Regions from separate parts of the Mus musculus genome. Here regions 1, 2, 3, 5, 6 and 7 are each linked to region 4. Evidence: chromatin loops called from intact Hi-C (ENCODE). Cell type or tissue: left cerebral cortex. All regions are shown on one strand. Region 1 overlaps Gm32770 (a long non-coding RNA gene). Region 2 has its middle 13 kb from the start of Gm32871. Region 3 has its middle 62 kb from the start of Vwa5b1. Region 4 has its middle 7.4 kb from the start of Camk2n1. Region 5 overlaps Pla2g2f (phospholipase A2, group IIF). Region 6 has its middle 12 kb from the start of Gm32930. Region 7 overlaps Pla2g2e (phospholipase A2, group IIE).

Region 1 (4,000 bases), 250 kb before region 4:
AGCCAGGGCCCTTGGCATTAAAGGCTTTGTCTAGTCTTGGCCGGTTTAGGACATTCCAGACAGCAAAGGTCTTAGAGTTGGATTCTTTGAGATAGAAAAAGCAAAGAGGCAGAGAAGTTCTCCAAACTCAAAGTAGCTTGGAGCAAGGAAGGAAGGAAAGAGGGAGGGAGGGAGGGAGGAAAAATTAAGACGTTGAACTGCACATGAAAGACCCACAACGTGAGGGCTCCCCCACGTTCTGACTCAGGAGAGGCGACACCCCAAAATCACCCACAAGAAACGGGTCTTGCTGCAAATTGCAAGAGGATTTTTATTCAAGAGCGCTCTCAGGCCCATGGTCATACACCACGCAGGGGTAGAGGACCGTGGCGCCCCGAGTAGCTGGGTAAGGGGGTATTTAAAGGAAGAAACCACAACTTAAGGAAGTGGGGAGGGCGATGTTGGAAGATACCAAAGATACCAGTTAAGAGTCACAAGGAAGTGTAAAGTTACAAGAGTCACAAGGAATACCTGGTAATTGTTAACTCTCAAGACAGCTTTTAAGAGTCCCTAACAATAGCACATTTGCATTGCAGGTTCTGGGTGACTTTCTTTGAATGAGCACTCTTTGAACCCAGGAAGCGGGTGGGTGGAGGAATGTTGCTATCTGTTTTATGATTAGCATACCTTTACAAAGGCCACATTTCCAAGCCTGGGCCTAAAGGCCTAGAATTCTGTTTTTATGTTGTTATACTTTCACACACAGCCTCTTTGTACTCATATTCTGACCTGTAGACTCTGTGAGGCGTCAAGCTTCAGGCAAGACGGATCCATCCATCCTTCTTGCTGGGATGATGGTCCAAAAGTAACGGGAAAGCCCAGCCACTGAAAGAGAAGACAAGAAAGCATTTTGCTTCCCTCGGTAGGCAAAGAATCTGGACGGAGGGTCATGCCAAAGCACGACGTATGTTTCAATCCAACACTTTGGAATTTTGAAAGTTCAACATCAGGTAGTCTCTCCCTCTGGGCAGGGGGAGGGGTGGCACTCTTCTCAGTGTCCGCTCAGTGTGCACCTTTTAGACACAGATTGGCTGAAGAGCCCTAGTGCTGTGCAGTCTCTCCTAGTCCATCCCAGAAAGCAAAAAGAAAGCATGCTGTTTTCACCCCTTGTTGGGGACCTAAACAGCCATGTCCTTGGAGACCAGGACCCCACAGCTGCAGGAGATTTTAAATAGGAAAAGGGAGCAGGAGAGAGACCAGAGACTGGAGGTGACCTGTAGGCAGGAGAGGGGGCGAGGAATGCTGTACATGTTCCTTCTCTGTCTTCAGGCACAAAGAGCCCTCTGTGGCATTTAGTTCCATCCCCCACCCCAGTTCTGCATAGTCCCTCACACGGCTGAGTTTCAGAGCAAGAAAGAGACGGCAGTACCTAGACAACTGAACTTGCCCAGAGTCTGCACCTATCGCCCAGAGCCGAGCCAAGGTATTGCATAGAGCAGCAGAGGTCCTCCAGCGACCAACCCCAGCACACACCCACCAGCTGAGGCCAGAGCTGCTACTCAACCAAAGCCAGAAGTATTTTCACCTGCTCTCTGTGGCATGGTCCCAAAAACCCTGAACCAAGACTGGGCCAAGAGGTTCTGTAAGTCAGTTGCAGGCACTGGCTGGCTCTGTGGAATTCGAGAGAACAGTTTCTGTCTCTAGGTGTTCCTGGGAATCAAAGGACGACAACTCATTCGTTCAGTCTATTTACCACCATTCCCTACTAATTAAACAAACAAACAAACAAGACGACAAACCCCCACAAACCTCAGAGCATGAAGAGGCTTTTCTGTCCACTAGATGGCACTGTGCCTCTAAATGCAGCAAATAAGGCCTGGAGCAGACCAGGCGGCGTTCTACTGGTTCCAGCTGGCTGAGAAGGAGGCAGGTACCAGGATGCTGCACTCCTTGGACCAAGTCAAGACGTACAACTGGGCTCTGCAGGTAGAATCAGGACAGAACGGGAAATGGTCAAGAACTTTGAGTCTCACAAATCGATTTGGTTTTCAAAGAGTGTGTCTTAGTTAAGCCCCAGATCCAAATCCCACATGGTAAACACGGGGATATGGTGGCACAGAGGTTTCTGATCCAGGCTGGGCTGGCCCTTCAAGAAACCAGCCTCGAAGAACCAAAGATTCCAAGATGTCTCTGTGTCAGAGTCCCTGCTACAAGTCCTTGATAACTGGCAGTCCATGCCACCTCAGCTTTTCTGCTCAAGCTCACAACATGACAGGGCTGGCATTGCTTTTCTCTTGGCTATAATCTTATTTGTGTGTGTGTGCACTTGTGTGTGTGTGCGCTTGTGTGTGTGTGCGCGAGTGTACAGATGCAAGCTAGCATTTTAATTATGTTCTAGGGATAAAACTCAACATCCTCACACGTGCTCGGCAAGCACATCTACCAACTGAGCCATCTCCCTAGACCCTCAATACAATATAATTGTAAAAGGTGAAGGTCAGTACACACCAATAAATGTTCCAGAACTACCGTGTTTAACACATAGTCACTAAGCCCTTCTTTGAATAACCAAAATCACTGTTTTAGAATTCTTGTAGTGGTATTGAGGGGGATGGATATTACATAATAAAAATATAGCTAAAGCTACACGAGGTTTTGGGGTATATATGGGAAAATACTCAAATGTGAGAAACAGAGCAGAACTTGGGTTGTAGTGTTTGTGTAATAAAAAGTGAACTTTTCTTCTTGCATTGAGAATTGTTTTGTTCTGACATTTGAAAAATATCAATAGCAAATCCTTAGTGCCTGAGATATGTTGGTTTCTGAGCAGCTTTCAGTATTTCCCTAAAAAATATTTTTTTTTCTTGTAGAATCTTTTTCCAAAGGCCACAAGTCCTGTGAAATGTGTGGATGGTTGAACTGTTTTAAAGATTCCTTTCTTAACCTTACCATAGATGCTTTCTCAGTTGATTTTTAAAATTGGAATGTTTTTGGCTACTGGGACAGTTTTAATTGTTAACTTGACATACTATTAGAGTCACCTGGCAAGGAAGTCTCTATGAAGGATCTTTTAGACTAGATTGGTTTATAAGGAATTACTTTGACATTGTGTTAATTGAGATAGGAAAAACTGCCCACTGAGGGTGCTACCATTCCCTAGGCAGAAGGCCCTGTGCTGTATCCAACTGGAGAAAGCATTAATCCACTGCTCTTGTCTCTGGACTGTGTCTGTGATATGATTGGCTGCTTCAAGTTCTTGCTGCTCTCATTTCTCCACAGTGATGGGCTGTAACCTGTAACTGTGAGCCAACTTAACTACCCTTTCCCCTTAAGTTGCTTTTGTTAGGGTATTTAATCAGAGCAACAGAAAAATAGACCTGACAAGCTACTGCAGATTTTGTTTTTCTCTTTAAATTGGAGGCAATGTAATGTTGGAAAAAAATCATGAAAATTAATTTATAGTCTAACTACTATAAAAGAACTACTTTGTATATTTCCATCTCAATGCTGGTCTTACATAAATACCTTTACATAATGTCAATGGTAAAGTGCTTGTTATCTTTTGTAATACTGTTGTTATTGTAAGCCCTGCTAAAGTTGTATTCAGTACCCTCCAGAACTCAGTTCATTAAGTACTAGAGCAATAATGAGTTCCAATATTCCCTAACATGACCTGCTTCATTCTCAGAAACTGTGAATACCTGCAGGTTCTGACTGGTCCAGTTGTACTGTGACCACCCCCCATGCTTCACTGATTCTCTGTTATTTACTCCTGCAGTCTTCTGGGCACCTCTGTTCAGCACCTTCAAAGCTCTGGTCTCTCATAGCTTCCTGTTTGCTGTCTGTGTGGTGAGGAATGGTGTCTCTTGCCTTCCTATCCTGGCTCACCGCTGAGCACAGCACCTACGCTAGGCAGTTCAGTGATTCCTAACAGTGAATCCTCTTGTGTCAGAGAGAGAAGGCTGGGACTCGAGCTTTGGGGGCTGGCAGTATAGCTCAGTGGTGGAATGCTTGCCTGGCA
Region 2 (4,000 bases), 350 kb before region 4:
AACGGGAACACTTCTCAGTTCACAAGACATCACCCTACTGTCCCACAGGTCTGCTGGACAGACCTGATGACTAGCCAGAATTCTCTCTCTCTCTCTGTCTCTGTCTCTCCCTCTCCCTCCCGTCTCTCCCCCCATCTCTCTCCCTCCCTCCTTCCCTTCTTTCTTCCCTCCCTTCCTTTTTTCTGCCTGACTGCCTGTCTGTCTGGCTGTCTTGTCTTTCCTTCTTTCCATCCATCTTTCTTTCTGTCCTGGGGGATTAGGGTGACAGGGTCTTGATATATAGCCCTGGCTGGCCTGGAATTTGCCATGTAGACCAGGATGGGGTTACAGGTGTGCACGGTCACCTCCAACTGAAACACACTTTACAATAACACAATGTGAAAGAACCAAGTGGGGAACCCCCCCACTCAATTTCCAATTCGGTGTGCACCCAAAGAAACACTAGAGACTGTCTTGATGCAAACACACGAGGTAGTTTAATGACGGAGCTCTGGGCCGAAATGTATCTCACACAGGAGACAGCAGTTGTCGGCCACATGGCTCAAAAGCTAGGGGTTTTTATAGAAATGAGTCTGGGGCTGGGGGAGGAATTGGCGCGGTTTCACATGATTGGTTCATTTAAATATCAGCAGACTGTATGTGCAGATCGAGGTAACAGCAGAGCATCCAGTTAACATTTAACTTAGGTCAGAAGGGCGGGGGATAGGGAGGCGCTGGGCCAGTCAGGACATTCTTTTATGTCTTCCCTATCTTTATGGCTAGTTGGTTCCTGGGATGACTTTACAGCCTTTGTTCTTTGCTCTAGGCTCAAAAAGCCCTCCTAACTAGCAAGCTGCATGAGTCATGGACATTGAATTTTAATTCTTTCTTTCAAAGGTCTGCTGTCTAAGAAGCAGCTCCAGGGGTCTCATGGCCTGGACTCTGTTGAGACATTCCTTCTGATGGGCATAGCTAATTTGTTGCTGTATCTACCAAGTCATAAAGCCACATGCAATGCCACCAGCAAAGGACAGCAGGAATGTATAGGACATGGGGCTGGGGATGTGGGCAGGAAACACAGAAGCCTTGACACCCTGCCCCCCACCTGCCACGTTACTTAAGATACGATTGGTGGATTGTGTGAGAAGGTCCAGGTTTGTCTTGCTGAAGGTCCAGGTTTGTCTTGCTAATGTTCACCTACGCTTTCTACAAGCACCTGGCTGTTTGAATAAGAGGTGGTCACATGGTTGGCCTTCTGTCTTAATGCTTCAATCAAGAGTTATCAAAAGTAGACAATTGCTGGGCGTGGTGGTGTATTCCTGTATTCCCAGCACTTGGGATGCAGAGGCAGAAGGCTCAGGGGTTCAAGGTCATCTTCGGCTGACCTTGAGTTCAGTGTTCAATTTCAGAGTTCAATGACAGCCTGGGCTACTTGAGTCTCTGTCTCAAAGAGGTTGAGGGCGCTAGAGAGATGGTTTCACTGTTCAGCATATCTGGTGCGTTTGCGGATGATCTGAGTTTAGTCTCCCCAGCTCCCATCGTAGGCAGCTCACAACTGCCCGTATGTGCAGCTCTAGGAGATCCAGTGCCTGCCCTCTTCTGGACTTCTCAGGCATCTGTATTCACATGTACATGCGCACAGACATACACACACACACACACACACACACACACACACACACACACACACGAAAGCAACCTTAAAAACAAATAAACAATCCAAAACCAGAATGCGGCTCACAGCTTCCACAGGTGACCTAAGGCCTTTGATTTCTGTTCTCTGTGCCTCAGTTCTATGGCTGTCTAGTGAGCTCATAAACACCTTCATTAGTTTGCTGGGCATGTCTACCTGATAATGTGCTACCGGTTGGAAGCACACATCCTATTGCCTGGCATACAGTCGGCACTTGATAAATGGTGTGTGTCATGGGAGCGGATCACCAAACCAAGCCTGAACACTCTTAACTGCAATGTCAGCCCCTAAACACAAGGAAGGAGAGTTGGGACAGCTGTGAGCCAGAGGTAAGGAGGAGCCCCTCCCCTCTCTTCTCCTGAGCCTCATGGATTACCTCAGTGGATGTGACCAGAGTTCTCCTATAGGGAAGCACCAGTGAGATTTCAGGAGGAAGACGGCCGTTGTGAGTGAGACAGTGCTGTCAGGGAGACTCTAATTGAACACTGGGCAAACAAGCCTGCAACTGCTCCCAGTGGCTGCCCATTCCCACACTCCACCCTTTGCCTGTGTGTGTATCGGGCCCTATGCACCAGCTCCACCTAACCAGCAAAGTCTTCTACACCAAGGCTCTGCTCCAGACCTTCCTCTTCAAGACAGTGTGTCATCTCCATCCTCCCCAGCAGGGGTCCTCCTTCCTCTTCTGATCTCCCTCAGCCCCCTTCCCTTCCTAGCCAATCTCCCTCCCAGTTAATCCTCCCTCTCTGTGTGTGTATTTCTGCATGTGTGCACACATGTACTCATATATTCCCGTGTGTGAGTGTGTGTGTGTGTGTTGCCAGAGGGTAGGTGATCCTGGGAGGCTCTCACTGAATCTGAAGCTCTCAATCCAGCTATACAAATTAGCCAGCCAGCCAGCACCGGGTGTCTACCCATCCCCTGCCTCCTTAGATGGGCTCACAGGTGTTAAATACCATGAAGAATATTTTACATAGGTTGTAGGGTTTAGGGTATCAAACTTAAATCCTCATGTACATGCAACAAGCACTTCATAGACATCACCTGCCCTTTCTTACCCTTTCTGAATGATTCTGGGTCATCAGGTCAATCCCCCTGCACCAATCTATAACCACGGACTTACTGATCTTTCCCTAGCACAGGGAAAAGCTTAGGAAAACACAAGAGACCCTTAGAGGGAGAAAGGCTGCATTTCGGAGTCACATATTCGTCTATGCAAAGATTCAGAGTCTGGAGATGAGCCAAGCCACGTGTCAAGTCTGAGCACCCAACTCGAACTGAGTGAGGATTGTTTATCTCAGTGTCTAAAATTCGTTGAGTCATCTGTCATGAACTGCCGATCTAGCAAGTTCAGAATGTTGTCTGACTGGTTTCCCATGAATCAAAGCGAGCCAGTTGCTGGGCCAAGCTTACTCAGGTTTCCAATAAACCTGTGGGCTGTAAACTGTGAGCCTGTCATTACCTTCCAGATCATCTCTCAGTCTGGACAGGCCTGCAGCCTCGTGGAAGGTTCATTCCAGTGTGGAACGCCTCAGATTGTAGGACTGCCCTTTACCAAGTGTTCTGACCCAGGCCAAATCTCCCAGAAGCCCACACAACTAAGAGGGAACCTGAGAACTGAAAGAGTCTTGAGGAAGGTTGTACTCCAATCTGTGATGGAGGTAGAACTCAAAACAGGCTCTCTGACTCTGGAGTTTGGGGCGGTCCAAGCAATCCAAGCCTCCCTGTAGCCAATTCACAGGACAACTCAAGGGACCTGGACAGCGCTCCAGTGCTTTGCTAGGAGGCTGCTGTCCCAGGAGAAGAGTTATGTCTTGGTGGCATCCATGAGCTACTACTCTTGGCTCCCCAAGTCACAGTGACAGCAGACACATCACTTCTCCGTGGCTTTCTGGATCATTTCATGGGGCACAAATAAGCTGCCCTGGGTGACAATGAGCCCTGGGGAGAGACTGAAGGACACAGCCATAAAAAGTGTCAATAAAACACATCACCCATCGCCTCTGATGCTGACAGTCACCATGATGGCCACAGATGCTGGGTTCCACATGGGCCCCTGTGCTATAAAGCCATAGTACATATTTCATCATCATGATTCGAAACTGGTGGAGACAGGACTGAAATTCCTCTTCACGCATAGTAGTTGAGGCTCAGAGAGTGCCAGCGACGTGCACTCAAGAGACTGCAGCCTAGAACTCAGGAGGCCCCCAGCACTGACAACTGGACCCATAGAGTACACTGGGCTAGTTTAGTCTAGAATGTATCTTGCCTTTTGGCTCCGTGGCTCAGCCTTGGCTCGAGGGATAGATGTCATTTGTCCTGGTGAGAGGC
Region 3 (4,000 bases), 110 kb before region 4:
CTGTTGGTGTGACAAGATTTGACTTGTGTCCGGTCCTTTTGTTCTCAGAGGCCAAACTAGCAGGACAGGGACCAGTTCACCTTCCTTAGTAAGCTGCCCCTGACTTGGCAAGGCTTTCTCCTAAGATGACCGACGGTCTTGGTTTGCTGGGGACTGAGAGGTCGTGGGGAGGTTTTAAACCTGAGAAGTTGGTCACAGTTCCTACCAGGAATTCTGGGACCCAGAGTGATAAAAACCTCAAGTTTAAAAGAAACAGGTCACGTGAGTACCAGCGCCACTCAGGCATTAGCTAGGGACTACCCCCGGGGTACCAATTCCGCCCAGGCCATCACAAGTGCACCCATGGAGCTGGCCCGACAGCCTGAGAAAGCCGCCAGTCAAACCAACACAGATGTTGGCACTATCCAGTGGAGGACCCGAGCCAGATGTGCGCATGGTCTCCTAGCAGAGTTCATCTGTGTTGCCTGCTATCCCAAGCCTTCTGTAACAGAGAGTGACCAGGAAGGATGTTAACAACTGAGACTTTCTAACTTACAAAGAATAGAATACCTTCTCTTCCTATGGGACATAGTTTAAAATTAGGATGCTGAACTGTGTTTAATTAAACAGCATCCATAAAATGTGTTTATTCAACAGGCCACAGCTTCCAAACTTGTCTCCCCCAAACAAGTATGGGGCTCGTTTGGACATCACAAAGCAACTCACCTTTTCCCCCAAACTGGTGACCCCCACAGTGGTCAATATTGATTGTCAATGTGACCTGAACTGGAACCACCTAGGAAATGCATCTCTGGGCATGTCTATGAGGGGTTCTCTAGATTGGCTTAGCTTAAGTATGAGACTCGCCTTCACTTCAGGTAGGACACCCCACGGACTGATGTCCCAGGCTGCATGAAAGACAGTGAGTAAGCTAAGTACCACCTTCCACGAGCCTCTGCTTCCTGGTTACAGATGTAATGTCATGTGACCTGCTGACAACTCCCCTGCCATGTTCAATTGCACTCCCTTGAACTGTAAGACAGAAAGAACCCCACCCCCTTAAGCTGCTTCTTGTCAGGAATTTTGGTCACAGCAACAGGAAACGTGATCAATACAAGCCCTTAGCAGACTGCAGGGGAAGTGGTTGACTAAATTAGGAATTTCCCACCAGCCCCCAAACATCGCAATGAAGCACTATCAGTTCCCACAGGAATGCCAACAGGCTGAGCTAAAGCAGTCGGTGACACCCTGATGGCACTTCCCCCTCATGTTCTACTGACCCTCCTGTAAAGGCCAGGCCAGGATGGCGGTGAGGACCTCCTTGTCCCTCACACTGGTAAGGATGCACTAAAGATTAAAAGGGACTCCTGGGCTAACTCCAGCATCTCCGTAAGACAGGAACTGACCACACCCGGGATTCTGGGCATGATAACAGCCTGTACCCTGCAGGGCACTGTTGCCTATCACACCATAGCCTGAGCTCCCCGTGAGCTCTCAGGTCCCCTCATCCTGGTCTACCAAGAGGACTCCAGCCCCACCCTGTCAAACTCCATCATTCTGCTGGAAGCCCCAGCTGCACTCACTCACTGTGACCCTGGGAGCATCCAGCCGGAGCACACCCAACGTCCAGCCCAGGTCTAGGGTCTTGGAAGAAGAAAGGGACGCACATGCTCTATTGCACAATGAGCCCTGGATCATCTTAGTGATATGTGATGCAAAGGGCCCTTTCCTATCCCAGATACCTAGAAGGTGGGCCAGACCCCACTTTAAAACCCGGCTCAGCCGACAGTAGGGAAGCTGTTTGCTATAGCTTTCTCAGCCATCCTAAGACAAACTGGTCCCAGAAAAGCCTCAGACCTCAGATCCAGCGGGTAGATACACGTTCTGCCAGGCGTTGACACCTTCCCTGTGTCACCCCACTACCCCCCATCCCCACCCCCCCACCCCACCCCACCCCCACCCCGGCCTGGGTGACTTCTGAACCTGGAACTCCCTGCTGGAAAGCAGGAGCTGTTTACCAGATCTCTTCTGCACTCAAGTTGGCAGTGCCATCCTGACATCCAGCAGAGGGCGCTGTGGGTGTGCACTGCCTTCCCAGACCAGGGCTGTACACAGCCTGGGTATGGGAACTGAGGAGCAAGCGTAAGGATGGTGCCCCACGACCCAGGCTGTTCCTGTCAACCACCTCTCTCCTCTCTGCTAAAACCAAGCACTTTGTAGCAGCCCAGAAGCCGGCTGACAGGCGCCATGTACAGAGCTGTGTGTTCAGACCCCAGGCTGGCTGACCTTTGCAGGAGAAAGTAACTATGTGGTCCTTGCCTGCTTGGCCCATTCCTCCTCCTCTCCTCCAAAATATTTGCACCACTCCCCACAACCTCAGGCAATGCCTACTTCTTTCAGACAAACTGCCCAGACGTCCTCTCAATAGTAACTTCCTATTTTATTAGTGGTGAGGGGGAGTGGTCTATGTCTTCCATTAGACTAGGAGCTCCCAACTCTAACTCTCTCTCTCTCTCTCTCTCTCTCTGTGTGTGTGTGTGTGTGTGTGTGTGTGTGTGTGTGTGTGTGTGTGTGTGTGTGTGTACTGCTGCATACCACCCTGCCCCCATCAGATTGGAGGCCTTTCACGGGCAGGGATTTTATGTCCTTCATCAGACAGGGGTTCTCAAATAGAGCTCTGTCTCCTTCATTGGCTATGACATCCTTCAAGGCAAAGCTTCTCCCACTCCCATAGCACCCGTGTAAGCACTGGCTTCAGTCAGTGATCAGGTTAGGACCATCCTTTCTGTCATTCACTCCAGAAGGGACCTGAAATGACTCAAGCCCCATGATCTTTGCATACTGAGTATAAAAAGTTAGATATACCAAACATCACCAAATTCAGGGCGAGAAACGGAAGGGACAGATGGAATTTTAAGAGTGGAGACCTTTGCTTGGTGTCTCAGTCTCTGTGAGCCCCCATGGGCCAGGTGAGTTGTCCCTGTAGGTCTTGTGTCGTCCTTAAGCCTGCGGGCTCCTAATCCTTCTCCCGACTCTTCCACAGGACTCTCTGAACTCGGCCTAATGTCTGGCTGTGCATCTTTGCATCTGTTTCCATCCGCTGTTGGATGAAGCCTGACTCGGACTCTGTTGCCTGTCTTTGGATCCCTCTCCCCTAGCTGGACTTAGTGCAGGAAGATGAGCTTAGTCCTGATGCACCTCGATGTGCCGGGCAAGGGAGGATGGAGGTGAGAGTGTGGGATTGGAGGAGAGGCTGCAATCGGGATATAAAGCGAATGAGAGAATGAGTAAATGAATGAGTGAATGAATGAGAATAGAAACCTTGGCTTCTCATGCGTACCACCCTTCACTCTTCCCTGACATATCCACACCGTCACCCCAGACTCTGCTCAGATCCCTGCTGTGCTATGCCAGCTGTTCTCCCTGCCTGCAGATGATGGCTTCATATCCAGCCTCCACACTGCAACCAGGGAAGACTCAAGCATCCTCTAGGCTCCCTCTGCCTCAAGAGGGAAAGTCTGGACTCAACCTCACAGGCAAGATCTCTCATCTGGACTGGGGGTCCCACTTTCTGGTCACTTCTTATGTGTCATACCCGAGATCTTTCCCTCTATTGACAAGCCATGTCACCTACTAAACCTAGAAGCAAAATGAAGTCCCTGCCTGCACTGCCATGCTAGGCTGTCACAGCAAAGCACCACGCATGAGTGTTCAGTACAGGCAACTGCTGTGCAGCCTCCCCAGAGGTTCCTATCTCCAGCACGCTTTTTTTAACAAAGACTCTGAGTCAGGGCCCAGCCAGATGACTTCACTTTAGCTAAGTTGCTCCCTTTTAAATGTGTTAATATTATTATTTTATAAGCGTGTGTGAGTGTATGGATGTGTGTGCATGAGTGTGAATGGGTGTGAGTGAGTGTGTGCATGTGTGTGAGCACGTGTATGTGAGTGTGAGTGAGTGTGTGCATTGTATGTGAGTGTGTGTGCATGTGTGAGTGTGTGTGAGTGTGTGCATTGTATGTGA
Region 4 (4,000 bases):
GGCTCCCAAGAAGCTTCTGCCCCACGGACTGGACAGATGGTTCGGCGATTAAGAATACCAGCTACTCTTGTAAGGGACCTGAGTTAGGTTCCCCAAACCCACATGGTATCCCACACCCAGAAAATTCAATGCTCTCTTCCCCCACCAGACACACACTTGGTGCACAAACAGACAAAAACACCCATACACCTTTAAAAAAAAAAAAAAAGCCTTGATTTCAATAAGAATGGAGTCAAAACATGACTGGTAAAGGGGTGGGGGGTGGGGCGGACAAAAGAGAAGCTGACCCCATTCCAGCCCAGAGAGGTCACAGAGCTCTGACCCCAAGCTCCACCCCACCCAGTGATTGTCACCTGCTCTGCTCAAGTCCTGCCAACCAAAATACACATATGTCCACCTGCAGGCCCCTGGAAGATGGCTGTCAACTGTCACCTCAATCTTACAGTTGAGGGCATCCAGGCCAGAACAGCAAAGTGACAGCCCAAGGCCACCTTGGCACTGAAAGCCAGCATTTGGGAGAGTGGGTGCAAGCTTCTTCACCCCGCCTCACCGTAACCATGGGAACTCGTCCCAGGCCAAAGGAGTCTAGGAAAGAGATAATTCTCTTCCCAAGGTGCAAAACCTTGTGTGCAAGATTTCTAGGAACCTGAAGGGCTTTCAGATGATGAAGAGAAGGCTGTGTCCTAGAAACAGCACGGGGGCATCTCCCTCCAGGGTGTCCTTGGGACAACATAGCATTGAATCAGTTCGCACTTCCAGCCCATAAGCCAAGGAATGAATGAGCTAAGGCGAGCCCTGGATCTGAGCTCAGAACAGAGAGCTCTCTCAACCCTGGCAAGAGAGACACACCAACTAGCTGCTGAGCCCAGTCTCCATACAGAAAGCAGGATGGCCCCATAGTTCCGTCAGGTGAGAAAGCCATCCTGTGAAGAGACTCGGAGCAGCTTTCGAAGCACTAGTTAGTGGGGGCAAACCCCTTCCTCCCCATTACTCCCCCCCCCCCGCCCCCGCTGCCGCCCCCGTGTAACCTGGAGACAGCACTGCCCTCTCTGAGCCAGAGTTCCTCTCAGACATCAAATGAGAGAGTGAGGCTCAGGCAAGGTACGGATGGAGTCTGTACCTTAAACCAAAACAGGGAACAACAGTTCCATGCAGTGGGTCCCTTCGCCCTTAGCCCTTGGGATCTGGAGAGATGGACAGAAATCCCCGTTTAACAAACAGGCAGAGTGGGTGGCTGAAGGGCAGCCCATGCAGAATTAGGGAGGATCTGCCTGGCAGCCCTGGGGCAGGGGTGGTTGAGTGCAGAAAGCTATTTGGTCCAGGGGGCGGGGCCAGATCGGAACACGATGAGAGGACGAGGAAGGTCCACAGAAATCAAAAAGAGCTAAAAAGTGGTCAGCGGAGAAGACCAATCCAACCATCAGGAAGGGTCATAATGAAAAGGGCCAGGGCATAGGAGGAAGAGGAGAAAAGGCAGCTAGAGGCAAAGGAGGCAGGCAGCTGGGGATAGGGGTAGGGGTGGGGGCAGTGGCGGAGGGGGAGTGGGTAAGGACAGGAGAGAGGGGAGTGAGAGCTGGCAAAGAGCCAGGCTGGGGAGAAGTAAAATTTCTCCCAGAGAAAAATCAGAAGCTAAAATCTGTGTCATAAGGGTTTTTTCCCCAGCATCCCTCCCCTGCGTGAAGTCATGCGCATATTTTAAGACATCTGATGCATTATGCATATCTAGTTGAGTAAGGGAAAGATGGCTAGCGCATTGAAAGACGTGAGCGCTTGGGAAACCACAGCGGGAGTAATGTGAGGACCCCCTTCTCCATTCCAGCACTTTGCAGAGTGTCTCCAAAGTCTCACACTTTCAGCCAGTGCCCTGGTGAGCTGGGCAAGGAAGGTGGAAACTCCAGAATTTCAATTTCATCCTTACCAGGGTGTGCCAAGGTGGTCCTGGGCTTGGCAGCCTGGGGTCCTCCCTAGCTAGAGTCTTCTCTCAGACCTCTGAGGCCTTTTCCCAGGCCTCCCGGTCTAGACAATTGCACAGGCCTCTGGTCATAACCTGTTTCTCTTCCAACGTCCCCGGAAGTCCTCAACTGTGGGCGCACAGCACCACCTGGTGGTCATATCAGACGCTGCGCTATGGGAGGCTTCTCACTTGGAGTAGAGCCGGGGAAGGGTGGCAGAGAGGAGGATGGATAAATATTGCAAGCAAGCTTGAAGCGCCCTCCTGAGGAGCACCTGGCTAGGGAGGGAAGGCTGTGAAGAGCAGGAGCAAGCACTCCTTTGTACCCTCAGGCACTCAGATGCCAGGCACTCCTTTGTACCCTCAGGCACTCAGATGCCAGGCACATTAAAGGCCTCATAAACGTGTTGAGCTTTTCTGTGGCCGCCACGCCGCCAGTCTCAACCCAGAATAATAGGTAGCTGCTTTGAGCCCACAGGAGGACCCCCTAAAGTGAGGTGGTGGGCCGGAAGGCACGAGGAGGAAGAGCAGAAGCCGCAAAGCCCCTCCCTGCGATGCCTGCCTGTGTTCCCAGCTCAGCTTTGCCCACTCCAATCAGGGAAGGGAAATGCCAAGTCCCCCGGCTGGCATCTGGAAAACAATAAGGCAGCTGCAGGGAAGTGACTAATGAGCACTTCGGGGAGCAACTAGGGACATCACGGATGGAAACTTATCTCATTCTAAATGGTTAAGTTAACGCTATCTAATTAGAGAGGAAATGTGCTGCGCACCCCGGCTCTCCACAAACGCCATCCTGCGGCTGTGGTACAGCTAGGCCAAAACGAAGCGGCACAGCTCCCAGATGCCCAGCCCACAGGAGGGCCCCCAAGCACCTCTTCCGCTCTCCATCTTGTGGACACACGAAATGGCTGAGCTGGATGGAGCTTTGGAGTGTTTGAATCCCACCTGCTCCTTTTCTAGTTAGAACTGGAGGTCAGAGAGGTTCCACCACAGGACAGAGATCACACGGCAGTCAGGCGCACCATTCTGGAGGCTGAGGCAGGAAGGACCTGAGTTCGAGGCCATTCTGCACTGTATAGTTAAGACCTTGTCTTTATTTAAAAAAAAAAAAAAATGGATCCAGGACCAAAGAAAACCAGAGTTTGAATCTTTTAGCTCTCTGTTTGGGAAGTTTAGTTACCATAGTCTGGTAACGGTGCCCTGGTGTGCTTGTGTAGAATCTTCAACTCTCTGGGTGAGTCACTTCACATGATGTCCCTCCTATATGAGTCACCCCTGTTGGTACACAGGCCCTAAAAGAGCCCCCCTCCCATCACTTAGCATCCAAGTTGCTGCACTCATCTGTGGACCATAGGCCAGCTCCTCCAGGCAGCCTCCCTTCAGTCCATGGACAGGTGTGAGGTTGATCTTCTTTGTTACCTGGATTTAGAATCACCTAGGGCAGGGGTTCTCGGCCCTTTAATGCAGTTCCTCCCTTTGTGGTGACCCCAACCATAAAATTATTTTCTTTGCTACTTCGTAACTGCAATGTTGCTACTGTTATGAATCATTAAGAATCATTCAACTCCCAAAGGGTTGAGAGCTACTCACCTAGGTGATGTGATCTACTGCCTGGGTGTGTCTGTGACCCTCGTGAGTGTTGGTATCACTGTCCCACGGACTGGGCTCTTAGACCGAGTAAAAAGGGGAAAGGGAGAAAGCAAGCCAAGCTCTCATTTTTCTCTGCTTTGTCTTCTGCACAGATGTAAGCAAAATGCCCACCATCACTCCTGCCCCACCATGGTGGACTGGTTCCCCTAAAACTGTGAGCCAAAATAAACACTTTCTCCTTTAAGTTGCTTTTGTCCGGTATTTGGTTAAAGCCATAAGAAAGGCAACTGATACAGGAACTCTGTACCAGGAGCAAGGACCATTGCTGTGATGAGCCACGCCATGTGGTCCATGGGCCGCTGGACTGGTTTGCAGAAGGTAGGTGGAAGAGCCTGGGTCTACGGGCTAGAAAAGCCCTAGAATACAAGGAAAGGAGCTTAAGGGGGCCACAGCAATGGA
Region 5 (4,000 bases), 300 kb before region 4:
CCCAAACTAATAAAAACCCTCCTGTCTTGGCTGCCACTGCTGGGTCCTTCTTAGGGTCAGGGTGGGTACAGGGATGCACTCCTAGGTCTCCAGTACCGAGGAAGGCAGGTTCCTTTACGTGTCACGGCTGGCCGAGCTCCATCTTTCCCTCACCCCTATGCTTGTGGGGAGATACGGCCCGGTGAGGCTAAAGGCACAGCTGAGAAGGGAGGAAGGTGATGCCCAGGTGATGGACAGGGGCGTGGGGACCCACCACTCCATGATGACAACCTGTGTGGGCTGCTTCAGGCATCCACCTTGCCCGGGGCACTGTCCCAAAGTCTCTGAAGCCACAGCTGTGCTCCGAATCATGCAAACGGCCATCGACTACCCCTCCCTTTGTGCTTCCACACTGATGTGCAGCAACGAGTGGCTGAGGTGCGGACACCGCCCTCTTTTAGGGCTGTATCTCTGGTTGTCCCTTCTGTGATGGAACCTCTGGCCTAAAGGTCACAGCCTGATAGGGCAGCCAGGAAAATGGCAGCTATCTTAGTGAGCTGAATGAGGGTGGGAGGGTCAGAGAGAGGCAGGAAATCAGTCTCCTCCTGGTACTAGTTTTGAGGCCAGATGCCTCAGATAGAGAAAGTGGGGCAGCCACAGGAAGCCATGGAGCAAACCCATCTAGGTCCCAGCCCCTGCCTCCTCTCCCATTCAGGTTCCTTTACGTCTTCTCGTCTGGTTCCTGAATGGGCACAGTGTCCAGAGGCACGAGTGTTTGTCCAACTTTGATGTCTAATGCTGAGACAATCATCACGACCAACAGGCAACTGGGGGAGCCCAGGGTTTATCTGCCTTATGCATCTCTGTCACCGTTGATCATTGAGGGAAGTCAGGGTAGGGCTTTCAGCAGGGCCAGCGGCAGGAAACAGAAGAAAGCAGCTCTCTAAGTTGCTCCCTATGGCTTGCTCAGCTTTCTTTCTTATTCAACCCTGCCTAGGGATGGACCGGCCCACAGAGTCTGGACCCTCCCACGTCAATCACTAATCAAGAAAATGCCCCATAGGTACCACTGCTGGCCAGTTTGATGGAGGCAACATCTCAGTAGAAACTCCTTCTTTCCCAACTGTAGGATGTGTAAAGTGGACAAAACCAGCCCAGCCCAGTGTTCCTGGGGGTATGGGGGAAGAAGTTCCCAAGGGAGGGGAGGCTGACACACACAGCTTCTGTCCCTTGCCTCAGTCCTTAGTGGAGCAGCCTTTCTGCATCGCAGACCCAGCTCATTAGGAGATTCTAGAAGAAGACAGAGACTCTGTATCCTTAGTGTCTCCTGGGTATGGCCTCTGTTCCCCAAGAGCCCAGGCCTGGCGGGTGAGGAAGGCCTTAACCTTCACACACGGTGCTCTGTGGTATGCCAGTACAGATGAAGATGTTCCAAGTCTGGTGGGGAGAGGGGCGTCCCAGGGATGCCCAGAGGCCATTCGGGTAGGGCTGGGGAGAGAGGAAGGGCAGGAAAACCAGGACCTTGAGGTGGGCTCCTCACTCCCACAGTCTGTCTCTCCTTTGTTACTCCGGCTCAGCCTTTCTGAGCCCTGAGGTTGTCTGCTGTGCACCCCCACCCCCCAATATCTCCTCACCCTGGCACATCAAGTGTCTGTGGGGCTAGGTGCATCCTCTCCCACTGAGGCCAGATTTATGACTGTTTTTCTAGGACTTGGGTGACACCTGGTGGTCAGTATAGGTCACACCTGGTGCTATTCACCACATTGGCTCCTCTGCTGTGGAACTACAGTGGGGTCCCTATCCCACAGACAGATCTCACCCCAGGCAGCCAATGTTCCCCTGGAGCAAAAGGATATTACCTCCACCATCTTTTCATGGACACCAATACTACCTCTCAAAACCGCCAGACGTTTCAGGCAAAGACAGTGGACTAGGTGGTACCCAGCTCAGCCACTGGCTGGCCACAGGACCCTGGGCAAGTCACATCACCCCTCCAAGTCTCAGCCTCTGCACTCTGCGACTGGTGAGTGCACAGCAGAGGTCTGGGAGTCGGGTGGGACTCAGGTCAAGAAGGCGCATGACCTAGTACAGGGTCTGGCATGGAGGACAGAAAGGGTTGGAGCTGGTGATGACGCCTCTGGTTCTGGTGTTGATCACCTATGGGTCTCGAAGTCAGGTAGGCAAATAGGAGCAGGAAGAGGAAGAAATGGATTGGCCATGACCTTCCCCACAAACAGAAACCTGGCAGAGACAACGCTGTGGATTAATGAACCAGTCTGGTCCTGATTGGGGGGTGGGGTGGGGGGAGTTGAAGGGAGCTTAAGGAGGAGGGAGTGGGGGGACACTTACTTCCCAAGCTCACAGGCCCCTTCGCCCTGGGCTGGGCTGGGCTGAGCTGGGCTCCGTGTGCATACAGTAGGTACTGGGCTGGGCTGGGCTGAGCCGGGCTCCGTGTGCATGCAGTAGGTACTGGGCTGGGCTGGGCTGAGCCGGGCTCCGTGTGCATGCAATAGGTGCTGGGCTGGAGCACGGCTATTTACTCAGCCCAGCCTTGACTGTGAACACAGCCCTTCCTCCCCCGAGGCTGGCACAGCGACACCAGCTGTCAGGCTCCCCAGTTGTGGCTTCCTAACGAGCAGCTGATGCCACTGTGACTGTGACAAGCAAGGTTCTGGAGAGAAATACTGACATTTCCTAGACTCAGAGACAGGATCCTGGCAAAGCCAAACCAGACTTCCCTGTAAGGGCCACCACGCAAGAGCAGCCCACTGAGCAGGAGTCAGTCAAGGAGTAACTGAGCAGCTACTATATGCACACTGTGCCCCAAGCTGCCTTATCTCTCCAGCTTGGCAGCCGCCTGAGCTGGGCACTCTTCACCGTTTCCTTTATAAGTGAGGAGGTTAACTCCCAGAGAGGCCACATAAGTTAGTCATTGTCACCCAAGAATTGCCCCCTGACTCCATTGAGCCATAACCTCAGAAAGCTTCGCATCTAATAGCCCTCTCCTATAAAGGGGGATGTGTCTTAGTTGATTTTGCTGTGACAGAGTTCCTTCCTGGCAGAGCTACTTAAGGAAGGGATTGTTTGGGGCTTTTAAGGATTTGTTTGAGGTCATACACAGTCCATTGTGGTGGAGAAGGCATGGGAGCCAGAGCTTGTGGCAGCTGGGTATGTTGGCCTACAGTCAGGGAGGAGGGAGGGAGGAGAGAGGGAGGAGGGAGGAAAGAAGAAGAAGGAGGGAGGAGGGAGGGAGGGAGGGGAAGGAGGGAGAGGGAGAAGGCTAGCGACCAACTACCTTTCTCCTTTACCCCTTTTTATTCAGTCTGGGTCCCTAGCCATGAAATGGTGTCTACCATATACAGAGTTGGTCTTCTCTCCTCAAACTACCTCATAAACACCCTCAAAGGAGCACTTGGAGGTGTGTCTCCTAGGTGATTCCAATCCAGATGGTTTGTAAGGAAGTAGACATCGTGGAAATGAGCCAGATTTCAAATCGGGAGACCAGGCTTGCCTTCCGGCGCGCTGCAGACACAAGCCTTCATTTCCACTAGTGATCCAAGAGTGAGTCACCGAGTCCTAGGGTCTCTCCAGTGATCAGTGAGACCGTGCACGAAAAAGCACACTGGGTGACACACACACCAGCCACTCACCACAGTGAGAAAACTAGAGGAGGAGGCTGGGGGAGGTCGCCCTTATTCCAGCCTCTCTCCCTTCTAGCCAACTCTGAATCACAAGCCACTTCTTTTGTGTCCCTCAGGCACAGCCAGAACCAGGAACATGGCTTCCTGGGTCCAAGACTGACCTCTGAGCTCTCCCTTTCCCAGTTCTGCTTCATCTAGGCTCAGCCTATGAAGGGGAGTTCCTGGACATGGTCAGGTTCAAGCTGTTGGGCAGCAATGCCAGCTGGGTGACAGAGACCAGGGGGTTGGACAGCGCCTGCCTTGGGATGGGTCAGGAGTTGCTGGTGTGCACTAGATCAGCACTCAGAGGCTACCTGTGCCAGCAGCAGGGGCTGGGGTTG
Region 6 (4,000 bases), 400 kb before region 4:
GTCATGGTAGATGAGTGTGACCCTCATAGCCCAGGCCTAATATGTGACCCTAAATTTGGTGATAAAAGCTTATAACTGAAACCGAGTGAATTCAGTGAGAGAGTTGCTGCTGGCGTTTGCAGAGCTGCAATGTGGAACATTCCAGAAGGACCAGACTGCTCACCCAAGAGTGTCACTTTTGGAGGTATGTGTGTGGGAATCCCACACCTTAGAGACAATGAGGTATAATTTTTGATTTGAATGCAGAAGCTTCTAAAAATATTGCAGGATGGAAAATACTGCCTCTAAAAGAGTCCTTACAAGAAGAAGGGAAGCTAGGCAGCTCACGGATGGAAAAATTCCAATCTTGTAAACAGAAAAAAGGATGGATAAGTGTCTGCGTGAAAGGCAAAATTAGTGCTGTTTAAAAGAGCCTGGGGGGCGGGCGAGAGGGCTCAGAGCACCGGTGAGGGGGTTTATAAGCTGAGTGATTCCTGGAACCCACATGGTGGAAAGAGAACTGATTCCCATGGTGGTCCTCTGACCTCCAAATGCAGATCTGTACACAGACACACACACACATACATACACAGACACACATGCACACACATACACACACACACACACACACACACACACATGCACAGGCATACAGACAGATAGGCAGACAGAAAGACACACACAGACACACAGGCAGACAGCCAGACAAACACAGACAGACACACACACAGACAGACACACATACACACACAGACACACACACATAGACACACACAAACACACACACACATAGATACACACACAGACATACACACACACAGACAGAGGATTCCTATGGTCCCATGCCATGTAGTTAGTACAGAGTACCTGCTTGTAACCAGATTTGCTCTGTTTCTGGGGGTCAGGAGAAGTTTAGCCCATAGTGCAAGGTCACAGAGGGGCTATCTGTCACCTTCTCCAGGCTGTATGGGCAGCTGGGTGTGACTTGATCTGTGGGACCATAGCTCCTGACCCAACGCTTCCATCCTGAGCTTTCCTCTCTCCATAATCCCTCCCCCCTGCTTTTCTGCAATTCTCCCTTTGAATGAGAGCTCTTTTTCTATCTCAGACTGGCCTCAGATTGGCAGCCCACAAGCCTCAGCTTCCTGGGTTTATTTATGGGCCTTTGCCACCAAGATGGGTCTCCGCCTGTCTTATCTGTGGCCAACACATGTTCATTGTAAACAATGTCTTACCCCCAAACCTATCAATATTCCTTTAGTGCAAGGTTTAGTGGACAGTTCTTGGCTGATGGTCATTTGTAAAGATTTCTCCTTCAGTAATCCTGAAACGTCCCAATGCTGCGAGCCTTCAATACAGTTCTTCATGCTGTGGTGACCCCCCCCAACCACAAAATTATTTTCCTTGCTACTTCATAGCTATAATTTTGCTACTGCTATGAATTGTAATATTGATATCTGATATGCAACCCCTATGAAAGGGTCATTTGACCCTCAAAGGGGACACAACCCACAGGTTGAGAACCTAAGGCCCAGGCTTAGCCATTTTCCTGGCTAGCATCTTAAAAGGCCCAGTCAAACCTTTAGTTGCAGCTATTCACAGTTCAGACTCCAGGTATTACAAATTCTCAGAGGGAGCTACGATATGGTTTCTATCCTTGGAGAGTCTCAGGGGCACCTGGAAGATAATTTATGCCACCCATCCCAAGCTGCAGGGAGGCCCAGTGCCCAGTAGATGGCAGCATAGGACCGTCCAGCCCCATCTAATGGGGACGTGTGCTGAGTGGGGAAGACTCTGGGTTTCACATTGCCTTTTCTCCCATCTTCACCACCCAAATTACACAAGCCAACATCAGAGGGACAGTTCAGAGCTCTGGGTGGCCGAACATCTTTTCTCAAGAACCTGCAGGTGACATTTTACTACTTTCAAACTTGTGGCACAAAGAAAAAAACAGCTAATCACTTTATATAATAAGGGTGCCTGTCCCCTGTGTGGAGGGGAAGAGAAGAAACTTGCCTCAACCGTAGACGCTTAAATCACACCGAAATTCAGCCATTAGGTTTATTCCGCAAAGAAAGGGGCAAGAGGGTCTGGGGCTCTGTGCTCAGAGATTCATATCACTGGGGCAAATACAAAGGAGAGTCAGGCAGACTTGGATGGGCTGGTTTGCCTCTGGGAAGCAGACAGGTGCTCTCTGGCCAGTGTGAATTTGTGTGCTAAGTGCTGCCCACCGCACACAGAAACTTGTCTGCTGAGGTCTGAGGACTGCAGCCACATCTATCTCCCCCCCGTTCTTAGGTTAGGAAATCTTTCTTCCTGGAAGTGGCAAATGGTTAAGGGATCAGAAGAGCGCATATTCCTTTTCACTAAAAAAAAATCCAAAAGGAATTTCCTATTACAAGGTTTAACTCCTTGTTTGTTGTGATTTGAGGCAGTTCTCATCTGCCTGCCTCTGCTTCCTGGGTGCTGAGATTAGAGTGTATACCTCCACACGCAGCCAAAATCAAATATTTAACACACACGTTGGTTTACATGTGTTGGTCAGAGAAAATAGAGATCTAGGGATAACGGCTCATGTCTGAAATTCCAGCCCTCAGGAGGTCGAGGTGGGAGAGTCATGGCCAACCTCATCTGCCTGGACGACAGAGCGGGATTTTGAAGGGAACAAAAAAAAAAGGAGAAAGGAGAGAGTTTTATTTGGAGAGTTGTTAGTGTCATAGGCAGACAGGAGCATAGTGTAGCTACGGTCTCTCTCTCTCTCTCTCTCTCTCTCTCTCTCTCTCTCTCTCTCTCTCTCTGTATGTGTGTGAGAGAGAGAGACAGAGACAGAACAGGAGCGGGCAAGTGCCAAGCCTTCCCTTAGATACAATGAGGCATTGTTCTTAAAGATTTCTGAGAGACAGAGTGGATCCCACATCAAGAAGTAGCTGACTTAATAACTAACAACACAGTGTGTCTGAGTCAGGTGTCTGGAGTTCAAGAATGGTGGGGGGAGGGGACAGTCCACTCTAGTGAGGGTTTGTATGTGCTTCTGTTTGTGTGTGCTTTTTCATTTACATGCATTTTCATTTGCATGCATTTTATGTGTGTATGCATCTGTCTGTTTATATGTTCTCTGTGAGTTTGTGTGTGAATGCGTGTGTCTGTGCATCTGCACATGTGTGTTCATGGATGTCTGTGTGTTGGTGTCTCTTTGCGGGCATATGCATGCATGCACATTGTGTGTGTTGGTTTTGCATGTGTACACATTATATTTATGTGTGTCTGTGTGCCCTAATGAATTTGTGTGTGAGCTTATGTTTGTGCACACATGTAGGCATGTGTGTGTATACAGGCATATATGTGTTTGTATGTGAACATTTGTATGCTTGTGTGTTCTTGGTGTACGTGTGTACACATGTGTGTGTCTTTTGTGTGCATGTGTGGGTTTCTTTTGCATGAATTTGTGTTTGTGGGTTTTTTTTAACATCTGCATGTTGGTTCCTGGGTTTGTATGCATGTGTGCTTATGAATGTATATTTTGTGTGTTTGTGTGATTTTGTATTTGTACTCCACATGTGAGTTTTTGTGTGTGCATGTGTGTGTATACATGTTTATGCGCATGTTTTCAAATGCCTGTGTGCTTGTGCTTGTGAGTTTGTGTATGCATTCAGGTGTGTTTGTTTGTGCATGTATATATGTGTTGATGTTTGAATATGCATGCGTGTTTGTGTGTTCGTGCTGGTGATTTGTTTGTGTCTGTGTGTTTGTAATACCCCATTTTTCAGAGCTAGCAATGAAACAGGACAGTATAAAATAGCAGGAGAACAGTATAAAACAACTTCAAAATTATTCATATGTAAGTAAAACCTGAATCCCTGTGGTATTAGATCCAGTGGCCAGAAAACCAAGAGGAGGATTGGGTCTAGGTGGCTGAGGGCAGGAAAAAAGAAACAGCGTTCATTCACACACTCAAGACCAGTCAGAGACAAGCACACAGTGACCACGTACCAGCAAAGACACACGTGGTTAGACATACACT
Region 7 (4,000 bases), 440 kb before region 4:
ATTCACATATATATATACATCTCTCCACGAACCCACCCATTCATTCCCCCATATACACACACCTACCCATCCATCCACCTGCTCACCCATGCAGTCCACTCATCATACATACCTCTATCCTCCCGTACCCTCACCCACACAGGCACACATGCATATGTCTATCCATCCATCCACTCGTTCACCTACCCATCCATCCATGTATCCACCCACCCTCCACCCCCACATCACCCATCCATGCCTCCCTCCCTCCAACGAGTTCACATAAAGCACTCAGGGCCTGGATTCTGTAAACACCTAGCGTTTAATGTTATGTTGCTACTCTGACAGCCATCAAGTCTTAGGGCACAAATGCCTGTTCCTGCAGTAGGCATCGAAATGCACTTTATATATATTTAACTAAACTGGAGCACAGGTGTGTGTGGAAGCTATCTCTGTCCCATCTTCTTTGTGCGAACATTTGTGACAATTGGCAACTCTCCTAGATTTCCTACACACCTGGGGTGGGGTGGGGGATCCTGTTTTTGGACTGATTCTGTGTTATGGTTTGTATATGCTTGGCCCAGAGAGAGGCACTATTAGAAGGTGTGGCCCTGTTGGAGTAGGTGTGTCACTATGGGTGTGGGCTTAAGACCCTCATCCTAGCTGTTTGGAAGTCAGTATTCTGCTAGCAGCCTTCAGATGAAGATGTAGAACTCTCAGCTCCTCCTGCACCATGCCTGCCTGGATGCTGCCATGTTCCTGCCTTGATGATACTGGACTGACCCTCTGAACCTGTAAGCCAGCCCCAATGAAATGTTGTCCTTATAAGAGTTGCCTTGGCTACGGTGTCTGTTCACAGCAGTCAAACCCTAACTAAGATGTTCTGCCTCAGCCAGCCTGGCATAGCTCTGAGGTTTCTAACAACATGGCTGCCATGGTTACTGCTGCAGCTGCTGCTCTCTGCCCATCAGTCTCCTGGGCAGCAAGAGCCTTGCCTAGAGCAGTGGTTCTCCACCTTCCTAATGCAGAGACCCTGTATTACAGTTCCTCAGGTTGTGGTGCCCCCCTCCAAACCATAAATTTATTTTTGTTGCTACTCCTCAAGTGTAATTTGGCTACTGTTATGAGCCATAATGTAAGTATCCATGTTTTCTGATGGTCTTGGGTGACCCCTGTGAAAAGGTTGCTCAGTCCCAAGGGGGTCGTGACCCACGGGTTGAGAACCACTTCCGTAGACAGCCTGCTGCTATGAATCAGAAGGACACAGGTCTGTATCTGACTTCAAGTTCAGGGTTCTCCTTGCTTTGTCAGCCGTTTCCACCAATCTTGAGTCAGTGTCCGGGATTGTACCTGGGACAGACTCGTGCAAATGGGATCTAGATGGACTCTGGATTCATTCGCTGAATAGTTATTGAGTCCTGGAAAAACCGAAGACTCTGTGGTCCACGGGCTTACAGCCTGGTCTGAGGTCTAAGCTGGGTCACTGTGGGCTTCTCAGGAGTCTTGTTTCAAAGTATTTCAGTTATTGGATGGTTATACAATTATTAGTCCATCAAGAATGACCTACAGTCAGCCGGGCATGGTGGCGCACGCCTTTGATCCCAGCACTCAGGAGGCAGAGGCAGGTGGATTTCTTAGTTTGAGGCCAACCTGGTCTACAAAGTGAGTTCCAGGACAGCCAGGACTATACAGAGAAACCCTGTCTCCAAAACAAAACAACCAAAACAACCAAACAAACAAAAAGAATGACCTACAGTCAACCATATCCAGAAACAACCTCTGGTCTCCCCACACATTGTAGGCCCCTTTTCTAGACTTTCCCCTGCCTTCATGTCCATTGTCATCCCATTGATGGTGGTGAGGCCACCTGTCACTAGCCCAGGGTGCACTTCAGTCAGGAAACCCAGTATAAGCCAGAGCCTATATCCTTCCTAACAGTCTGAAAGATGGCCACCAGAGGGCGCCACAGGACCACACTTCCTGTCAAATGAGGGTCAGGCTCGTGTCCCTCCCAAGTTTTTTACTTTATAGCCTTGTTTGAGTCAGTCACAACAGACGCACCTGCCGCCCACTTCTTCTTTTTTCAAGCGATGAGATGCTTCCCCTTTCAAAGTTCCCCATGACACATCCCTTTGATTTCATGCTCGAAGAGATCTTGTTATACCATGAAGAAGATGAAGGGAGTGGATGTTTATCTGGTGTCCTCTGTGAAACTCACCCTGTGCGATAGTTATGCTGCTTTGAGCCATGGACCCAGCTCCTCTCGCTCAGGCTGCTGCCCACTTATTACAGATGGCTGAGGTATTGCCGCTGTAGTTAGGAGTAAAATCTGCCACAGGTCTCTCCTGCTGGGAACCCTTTAATGATCCCAACATGCTGAACTCTTCTTTTCTGACTCTGTGTTTAGAGCCCGAGTCAGCTGTGTAGGCTCACAGCTAACCTGCACGGACACCTGAATGCATACCTGGATGGGCACCTGCACAGACACTTGCATGGACACCTGGATGGGCACCTGCATGGACACCTGGATGGGCACCTGCACAGACACCTGCAAGGACACCTGGATGAGCACCTGCACAGACACCTGCACAGACACCTGGATGGACACCTGGATGGGCACCTGAACAGACACCTGGACCTTCCATCTGTTAGGTCCACTTAATGCAGCCATACCTGAATGTCATGATGACACAGCTGGTGCACACTTCTTCAAGCAGTGAAGGGCCTGGAGTTCACCTTCTGGGCAGAGTATTGCCCTTCTGGCCCTCAGATTCCCATCTATCCAAAAAGGAGATTGGACTAGAGGCAGACCTCAGTTGATAGGCATTTGCCTAGCGCAAGGGAAGCCTGGGGGTTTCTTCCCAGTATTGTGTAAAACCAGTTGTTAAAGCGCAGAATCCTAGCACTCAGGAGGTGGAGGCAGGAGGGTCAGAAGTTCATGGTTATCTTTGGCTACATAGCAAGTTCAAGGCCAGCCTGGGTTACATAAGACCTCACCTCAAAAAAAAAAAAAGTGTTTCTGTTTTTTTTTAAAGGTGGACAAGATGGGTTTGCTTTCCCATCTAAATTAGTCCTTGCCAGTGGGGGCGTTTTGAGGTCTGATGACAACAGGAACATATATTTAGGTTTGCATTTTTTTTTGTTTGTTTCTCATAGTAAGCCATCTGGCCAGAAATGTTCCTTCCAGAGAGAACCATGACAGTCTTGGATAAGACTGGAGAGAGAGAGAGAGAGAGAGAGAGAGAGAGAGAGAGAGAGAGAGAGAGAGAGAGAGAGAGAGAGAGAGAGGTGTGTGGCCTGGGCATGGTGACACATACCTTCACCTCAGCCCTCAGGAGGCAGGGGCAGGTGGGTGGGCCTCTGTGTGAGCTTGGGTCAGGCTGTTTCAAAGTCTGAGTTTCAGGGCATGGAAACGTGGGAATTCACTGCTGTAGAAAACAAAGGACTTATGGCTGGCCCTACAGACAGGAGCCACCATGTCACCTCTCTCCCTACTGTATGACAGTGCTTAGCATTGTGCTGGCCCAGGATAGGTGCTCAAAATATGACTGGATGGATGGATGGATGGATGGATGGATGAGGGAACGCAGGTAAACAACTGTGTAAAGTCTGAAGAAATAATGGAAGACTGTTACAGGAAAATAGACTTCTCTTATTCAGAAGAGGGTATTGAGATGCCAGAGGCGACTTAGTGGATCTTGTGAGCGCTGACGAGTCCCGTGACTTCTTCAGCTGATCCCGTGGATCTGGTGTGGTCCTGGAGGCCAGAGACCAGGGCTCATGATCTCTGGGGGGGGCGGGATGAGTCTGCTGGGAGAGGAATCTGGGTTCCGAGCTTCTCTGGGCCTGAGACTGCAGCAGCCTGGGGTGGCTATGGAGCCGAGCAGGGCCTCAGCAGGGTGGGGTGGGCCCAGTACACAGCTTGTTGGGGTAGTGGGCATACTTGCGGTTGTAAGTGTTCAGGTTGTGGCGAAAGCAGAGAGCGGCTCTCTTGTCACACTCGCAGGTATGCCGCTGGCAA

What was found. Peaks named below come from ENCODE experiments on the same cell type or tissue, not always from the same donor. Only the 100,000 strongest peaks of a DNase experiment are listed, where the experiment ranks them.
Region 1: it touches region 4 in a loop (9-fold over the local background); 37 of 42 quality-filtered maps call a loop at or near these places.
Region 2: a loop joins it to region 4, with 4 times the contacts of the local background. A loop is called at or near these places in 7 of 42 quality-filtered maps.
Region 3: a loop joins it to region 4, with 9 times the contacts of the local background. A loop is called at or near these places in 31 of 42 quality-filtered maps.
Region 5: it touches region 4 in a loop (6-fold over the local background); 3 of 42 quality-filtered maps call a loop at or near these places.
Region 6: a loop joins it to region 4, with 9 times the contacts of the local background. A loop is called at or near these places in 35 of 42 quality-filtered maps.
Region 7: it touches region 4 in a loop (8-fold over the local background); 2 of 42 quality-filtered maps call a loop at or near these places.

What each region holds. Positions count from the first base shown.
Region 1 is chr4:138,698,244-138,702,243 of GRCm38, reverse strand. It overlaps Gm32770 (a long non-coding RNA gene), which reads right to left. Exons shown (of 5, transcript XR_390863.2): 2 at 1,789-1,959; 3 at 1,565-1,689; 4 at 769-864. Among named protein-coding and RNA genes, the nearest start is that of Gm32770, 23 kb to the right of the region's middle. In left cerebral cortex, CTCF peaks have their summits at 1,620 and 1,825 (motif pointing right); a DNase peak (open chromatin) is centred at 1,855; H3K27ac peaks cover 2,627 bases.
Region 2 is chr4:138,791,811-138,795,810 of GRCm38, reverse strand. No RefSeq gene overlaps it. Among named protein-coding and RNA genes, the nearest start is that of Gm32871, 13 kb to the right of the region's middle. In left cerebral cortex, a CTCF peak has its summit at 2,327; DNase peaks (open chromatin) are centred at 2,337 and 3,050.
Region 3 is chr4:138,560,243-138,564,242 of GRCm38, reverse strand. It overlaps a transcript of Vwa5b1 not described here. Among named protein-coding and RNA genes, the nearest start is that of Vwa5b1, 62 kb to the left of the region's middle. In left cerebral cortex, a CTCF peak has its summit at 2,060 (motif pointing right); DNase peaks (open chromatin) are centred at 1,443, 2,054, 3,486, 3,651 and 1 more place; H3K27ac peaks cover 2,111 bases.
Region 4 is chr4:138,445,700-138,449,699 of GRCm38, reverse strand. No RefSeq gene overlaps it. Among named protein-coding and RNA genes, the nearest start is that of Camk2n1, 7.4 kb to the left of the region's middle. In left cerebral cortex, a CTCF peak has its summit at 2,121 (motif pointing left); DNase peaks (open chromatin) are centred at 1,702, 2,113, 2,600, 3,217 and 2 more places; H3K27ac peaks cover 2,533 bases.
Region 5 is chr4:138,746,567-138,750,566 of GRCm38, reverse strand. Pla2g2f (phospholipase A2, group IIF) reads left to right here. Exons shown (of 5, transcript NM_001360875.1): 5 at 1-34. Among named protein-coding and RNA genes, the nearest start is that of Pla2g2f, 9.0 kb to the left of the region's middle. In left cerebral cortex, CTCF peaks have their summits at 1,709 (motif pointing left) and 2,576; DNase peaks (open chromatin) are centred at 1,705, 2,602 and 3,498; H3K27ac peaks cover 2,423 bases.
Region 6 is chr4:138,849,396-138,853,395 of GRCm38, reverse strand. It overlaps a transcript of Pla2g5 not described here. Among named protein-coding and RNA genes, the nearest start is that of Gm32930, 12 kb to the left of the region's middle. In left cerebral cortex, a CTCF peak has its summit at 1,706 (motif pointing right); DNase peaks (open chromatin) are centred at 252, 1,147 and 1,719; H3K27ac peaks cover 2,429 bases.
Region 7 is chr4:138,882,428-138,886,427 of GRCm38, reverse strand. It overlaps Pla2g2e (phospholipase A2, group IIE), which reads right to left. Exons shown (of 5, transcript NM_012044.2): 5 at 3,614-4,000. The coding sequence ends at 3,871. Among named protein-coding and RNA genes, the nearest start is that of Pla2g2e, 6.5 kb to the right of the region's middle. In left cerebral cortex, a CTCF peak has its summit at 1,921 (motif pointing right); DNase peaks (open chromatin) are centred at 1,948 and 3,082; H3K27ac peaks cover 1,265 bases.